2 separate regions of the Homo sapiens genome follow, and region 1 is linked to region 2. A link is an interaction called in ENCODE POLR2A ChIA-PET data of the cell type or tissue named here. Cell type or tissue: OCI-LY7. All regions are shown on one strand. Links, peaks and the distances in the headings refer to the core of each region. The heading gives the core; the rest is flanking DNA.

The links. Peaks named below come from ENCODE experiments on the same cell type or tissue, not always from the same donor. Only the 100,000 strongest peaks of a DNase experiment are listed, where the experiment ranks them.
Region 1: POLR2A ChIA-PET joins it to region 2 with 7 read pairs; 2 of 35 experiments call an interaction of 5 or more read pairs at or near these places.

The regions. Positions count from the first base shown.
Region 1 is chr15:92,847,999-92,850,919 of GRCh38, reverse strand. No RefSeq gene overlaps it. Among named protein-coding and RNA genes, the nearest start is that of CHASERR, 33 kb to the left of the region's middle. RefSeq lists an enhancer at 1,259-1,348. In OCI-LY7, for the core only: no CTCF peak of the experiment used is centred there; DNase peaks (open chromatin) are centred at 637 and 1,399; H3K27ac peaks cover 1,509 bases.
Region 2 is chr15:91,871,501-91,874,421 of GRCh38, reverse strand. The region is part of intron 1 of SLCO3A1 (solute carrier organic anion transporter family member 3A1); the gene reads right to left. Among named protein-coding and RNA genes, the nearest start is that of SLCO3A1, 19 kb to the right of the region's middle. In OCI-LY7, for the core only: no CTCF peak of the experiment used is centred there; no DNase peak of the experiment used is centred there.

The DNA.
Region 1 (2,921 bases), core at 125-2,624, 980 kb before region 2:
GGAGAATCGCTTGAACCCGGGAGGCAGAGTTTGCGGTAAGCCAAGATCACACCACTGCACTCCAGCCTGGATGACAGAGCCAGACTCCATCTCAAAAAAAAAAAAAAAAAAAAAAAAATGCATCTTCAAACCATCTCATTAAGGAACCTGTTGTTTCTTTACATGATAACTACATAAAAACTTCTGTTTATTCATTAGCAAAGCGAAAAAAAAATTATTACTTAAAAATCAGAAGTTGAATCAATTTCCAAAACCTTTTCCTTAGTTTGAAAAAAAAAGCTAATATACGCTTCTGAGAGGTGAAGCCAGCTGGACTTCCTGGGTGGAGGAAGGACTTGGAGAACTTTTCTATGTAGCTAGAGGATTGTAAACACACCAATCAGCACTCTGTGTCTAGCTAAAGATTTGTAAATGCACCAATCAGCACTCTGTAAAAATGCACCAATCAGCACTCTGTAAAATGGACCAATCAGCTCTCTGTAAAATGGACCAATCAGCAGGATGTGGGCAGGGCCAAATAAGGGAATAAAAGCTGGCCACACGGGCCAACAGCGGCATCGGCCTGGATGCCTGTGCAGGCTGTGGAAGGTTGGTTTTTTCCTTCTTCACAGTAAATCTTAACACTGTTCAGTGTTTGGGTCTGCACTACCTTTATGAGCTGTGATACTCACTGTGGAGGTCTGCAGCTTCACTCCTGAAGTTAGCCAGACCATGAACCCACCGGGAGGAACTAACAACTCCAGACGTGCCACCTCTAAGAGCCTTAACACTTATTGGGAAGGTCTGCGGCTTCACTCCTAAAGTCAGGAAGACCATGAACTCACCAGAAGGAAGAAATTCTGGACACATCTGAAGGAACAAATTCCGGACACACCATTTTTTTTTTTTTTTTTGAGGCGGAGTCTCACTCTGTCACCCAGGCTGTGGTGCAGTGGCGTGATCTCAGATCACTGCAACCTCTGCCTCTGGGACTCAAGCAATTCTCCTGCTTCAGCCTCCTGAGTAGCTGGAATTACAGGCATGTACCACCATGCCCGGCTAATTTTTTTGTATTTTTAGTAGAGACAGGGTTTCACCATATTGGCCAGGCTGGTCTCGAACTTCTGACCTTGTGATCACCCACCTCGACCTCCCAAAGTGCTGGGATTACAGGCATGAGCCACCGCGCCCGGCCGTGGACACACCATCTTTAAGTACTGTAACACCGCGAGGGTCCACGGCTTCATTCTTGAAGTAAGCAAGAACCCACTGGAAGGAACAAATTCCGGACACGCTTTCATGTCATATTAGTTTCCTAGGGTAATTGTAACAGTGTACCACAGGCAGTGGTTTAACAAGGGAAATGTATTGTCTTGAAGTTCTGAAGATCAGAAGTCTGTGACTAAGGTGTAGGCAGGGTTGGTTCCTTCTGAGGCTGTGAGGAAGAGTCGTTTGCATGCCTCTTCCCCTAGCTTCTGGTGGTTTTTTTTTTTTTTTTTTTGAGACAGTCTCACTCTGTCACCCAGACTGGAGTGCAGTGGTGCGATCTCAGCTCACTGCAACCTGTACCTCCCCGGTTCAAGCTAGTCTCCTGCCTCAGCCTCCGGAGTAGCTGGGATTACAGGCTCCCACCACCACGCCGGGCTGATTTTTGTATTTTTAGTAGGGATGGGTTATCACCATGTTGGCCAGCCTGGTCTCGAACTTCTGAGCTCAGGTGATCTGCCTGCCTTGGCCTCCCAAAGTGCTGGGATTACAGGCCCGAGCAACTGTGCCTGGCTGCCTCTGGTGGTTTGCTATCTTTGGTGTTCCTTGATTTGTAGAAGCGTCACCCCTATCTCCGCCTTCCTCTTTACAAAGCATTATCTCTGTGAGCAGTGTTTATGTCTGAATTTCCACTTTTGATAAGGACCCCAGTTATGTCGGAGTAGGTGCCCACCCTACTCCAGTATGACCTCATCTTAACTAACCACATTTGCAGTTTCCAAATATTTCCAAAGAAGGTCACATTCTGAGGTCACTGGGAGTTTGGATTTCAACATACGAATTTCAGGGGGAGGGTGGCAGGGATACGGTTTAACCCAAAACATCTGTGAATACATTTTTCTTAGCAGATAACTGTAATGCATTGTCCAAATGAAAGACCTACACTCTGTGGACCTCAGATGACGCGTTACGTAGGAAAGGTAATTGTGACTACTCTCATTCCCACAACAGTGGGTGTCTAGGAGCCCAAGAACTGACCTGTCTTATTGAATAGGCTGAGAGGAAAGCACGTCCAACTTTACTTCTGCCCAGAAAAGTACCTGGAAGCAGGAGTGTCCCCTCCCGCTACCACCAATGCCAGTGGAGTAGAGTGCTTTGTTTCACTCAACTGTCACACTTCCGTGTAAGCTGCACTTTATTACCAGCATGGCAGTGGTTACCCAAGTGGTTCCATCCCCATTGCTCTGATCACATGGCTTCCACCGCCCACCCTCCCAGTACCTGGGCAGTTGTCATTGCAGGTTCTCATATCTAGCTTGATGGTATTCTTCCTCTGCTTCAGTGGCATCCTGGCCCATGAATGCCTCCAGCCCTCCTTTTCCAAGGTCCTGCCTTGTTCTCCGAAGATTAAAAAAAGGGGCAAAAATGATGTTTTAGCTCAGGCCTCCATAATGCCTCCAGACAATGGGTGCTTTTAAGTACGTATTCAGCAGTTCCTCTTATCTTAGATCCTATTAGATCTGAAATGCTCCCATAAACATAGTGTCAAAGCTCTACAAAATGCATTTCTAATTCCTAGAATGAAATTAACTGAAATCCAACTTTTGGAGCAGCGCGTTCCTGTAGCCAATGAACTAGCCACAGAAATGTTCCAGCAGTGACTGCCCACGAATGTTGTCAGCATCTTACAATGTATTTAACAAAACCCAGTAGACGGCATACGCAGAAGCTTTCAG
Region 2 (2,921 bases), core at 184-2,683:
AGGGGAGTGGGCAGTGATCTTTAATGGGTATGGAGTTTCCCTCTGGGAAGAAGAGTTCCAGAGGTAGATGGTGGTGATAGTTGCACAACGTTGTGAATATACTTAATGTAGGAGTCCCCGCTTATCCAGAGTTTCACTTCCAAGTTTTCAGTTACCTGAGGTCAACTACAGTCAGAAAATAGTGAGCAACAGTAAGATGTATTGAGAGAGACCACATTCACATAACTTTTATTACAGCATATTGTTATAATTATGTTGAATTATTATTGTTGTTAATCTTACTGTGCCTAATTTATAAATTAAACTTTATCATAGGTATATACATATAGGAAAAACCATATCATATATAGCATTTAGTACTATCCAAGGTTCCAGGCATCCATATCAGGGGTCTTGGAACATATCCCCCAAGAGCAAGGGGGACTACTACACCACTGAGTTCACTGTACACTTCAAAATGATTAAGATGGTAAATTTTATGTGTAATTTTCCACAATAAAGAAAAAAAACAAAGGAAATGACACAAAATCATAGAACAAATGAAATGTATGATCTTGAATTGGTTTGTGGCTGTTTATAAACAAATAAATAGTTCCAGAGAAAGCTAGGTATAGAGCTAGAAATGGCAATTGCGATAGAGATATTTTGGGAACATTTTGGAGAAATCTGATATGTAGGAAGTATTAATTGAAATTAGGGACTACTTAATTTTGTTAGGAGTGATAGTAGGGTTGCAGTTTTATAGGGAAATGACCATAGTTTATGAAGAGGTATACTGAAGTATTTAGGTGTGAAGTGTCATCATTTCTATAATTTACTTTAAAATGGTCCTGAAATAAAGTATGTATGTATGTATGTGTGTGTGTGTGTGTGTGTGTGTGTGTGTGTGTATGAATGTAGCTGTATATATGAAGCAAATGTGTCAAATCTTAACAACTAGTCAGTCCTAGGTGGTGAGTACATGGGTGTCCACTGTACTATAATTTCTACTTTTTTGTTTCGTCATAATAGAATTAAAAACAAAAGTGGGGCAAAATTGCCCCACAGATGTCCCAGGGTTGCTGTCAGTCTGAAATGACATAATCCCACAACACTGAAACTGGCTGAACACTCCACACATGTAAGATGGCATGGTACTCACTTTTGTTTTCGAGGAGAAAACTGACACCCACAGTAAATAGATGGCTCTCCCATCAGCATCTTTTGGCAAACATCAACATGTTACTCAGCGCTGTGGAATACTTTTTGAATAAGGTAAATGTAATTTTGCACTAAAATTTTGAAAAATGATCGCTTGTTGAACAAGTAAACACTAATTAGAGTGTCTGTTCACACTGACACAGAACACTCTGTAATTTTGTGGGAATTGTTATGGCAGAAATATTACATAATGGCCCATGTGTTTGAGTGGCTGGCTGTTCAAATCAGGAACGCAGGTGAGTGCTGAGCACGCAGGTAGCTGCATGCCAGGAGCAGGGGCCCTGTGACCAGCCCTGGAATGTATAACAGGTCTTTTTCAGAGCACTCTTGTCACTTACAGACGCCACCATGCCCTAAAGGGGAGGAAGGGAACAGAGAACAGATTCTCTGGCCCTGGTGAAGTTATTCTCTGGTCCCAGTAAAGTCATGTTCAATGTTCATTACCTTTTCCCTCAGTTTAAAAGAGAGAGTGAGAACAGTGTTCTCTCACAGGTGGTAACATGTTAAAATAATATCAACACACTCAAGACACTGAAGCATTCAGCTGCGAATTTTTTCAAGGCGTGGTGTGATCAAAGAGAAGGGAATTTAGAGCTGGAACCAAGAGACTCAAGATCAAACACTAGCTGTGCCAACTTGGGCTTGGGCACGTTCTTTCTTTCTTCTTTTTTCTTTTCTTTTTTTTTTTGAGACGGAGTCTCATTTTGTTGCCCTGGCTGGAGTGCGGTGGCATGGTCTCGGCTCACTGCAACCTATCCGCCTCCCGGGTTCAAGTGATTCTCCTACCTCAGCCCGCCGAGTAGCTGGGATTACAGGCAACTGCCACCATGCCCGGCTATTTTTTTGTATTTTTAGTAGAGAAGGGGTTTCACCACGTTGGCCAGGCTGGTCTCGAACTCCTGACCTCGTGATCTGCCCGCACTGGCTTCCCAAAGTGCTGGGATTACAGGCGTGAGCCACCGTGCCCATCCAGCACATTCTTTAACTTCTAGAAGTGAGCCCTATTTCCTTATACGGAAAAGAGAAATAATGACATCTACTGCATGGGATTTGTGTGAGAGTTCGATCAGACTGCTTGTGTCCTCCCGGGCACACACCACATCCTCGACGAAGGCAATTCCCCTTTCCACAGAGGATTTGACTCCCCACATCTTTTGTGACCAATCCCTTGAACTCATCATCCCATTTTGTAATTCTGAAAAGCAAAACAATGAAAAGAAATGAGCAACCAGAATTTGTATCAGCAAAACAAAACCATAAGCAACCTACCATACAGAAATAGGGAAATGGAATACAATGGAATATTACACAATCTTTTCAAATGTTGCTAGACATTTCCCAGTTAAAATGGTAGAATTAAACCTCTGTATAAAATCTCACTCTTCCTAAATTTGAATTAAAAAAAAATTAAACCTGAAATAAAACACTTATCAGCCAAAAAAAAAAAAAAAAAAAACCAAAAAAAAACAAAATGAGCACACCCCAGTGTCATAAAGTCAAAAGGTGCCTGGGAAATAAAATAAAGGAAAAAGAATCCAGTGTGGCAAGGCTCAGAGCCCTGAGTCAAACACCCTCAGGAAGACAAAACAGTGAATAAATAAACATTCTGAGAGTTTTCATCAATATCACCACATCTAGAAAAAAACACCTGAGTAGTTATCCCTATATTCTCTTCTTCTGACTAGGGAAGAGAGAAAACATCTGCTGGGGAGAAAAGGATG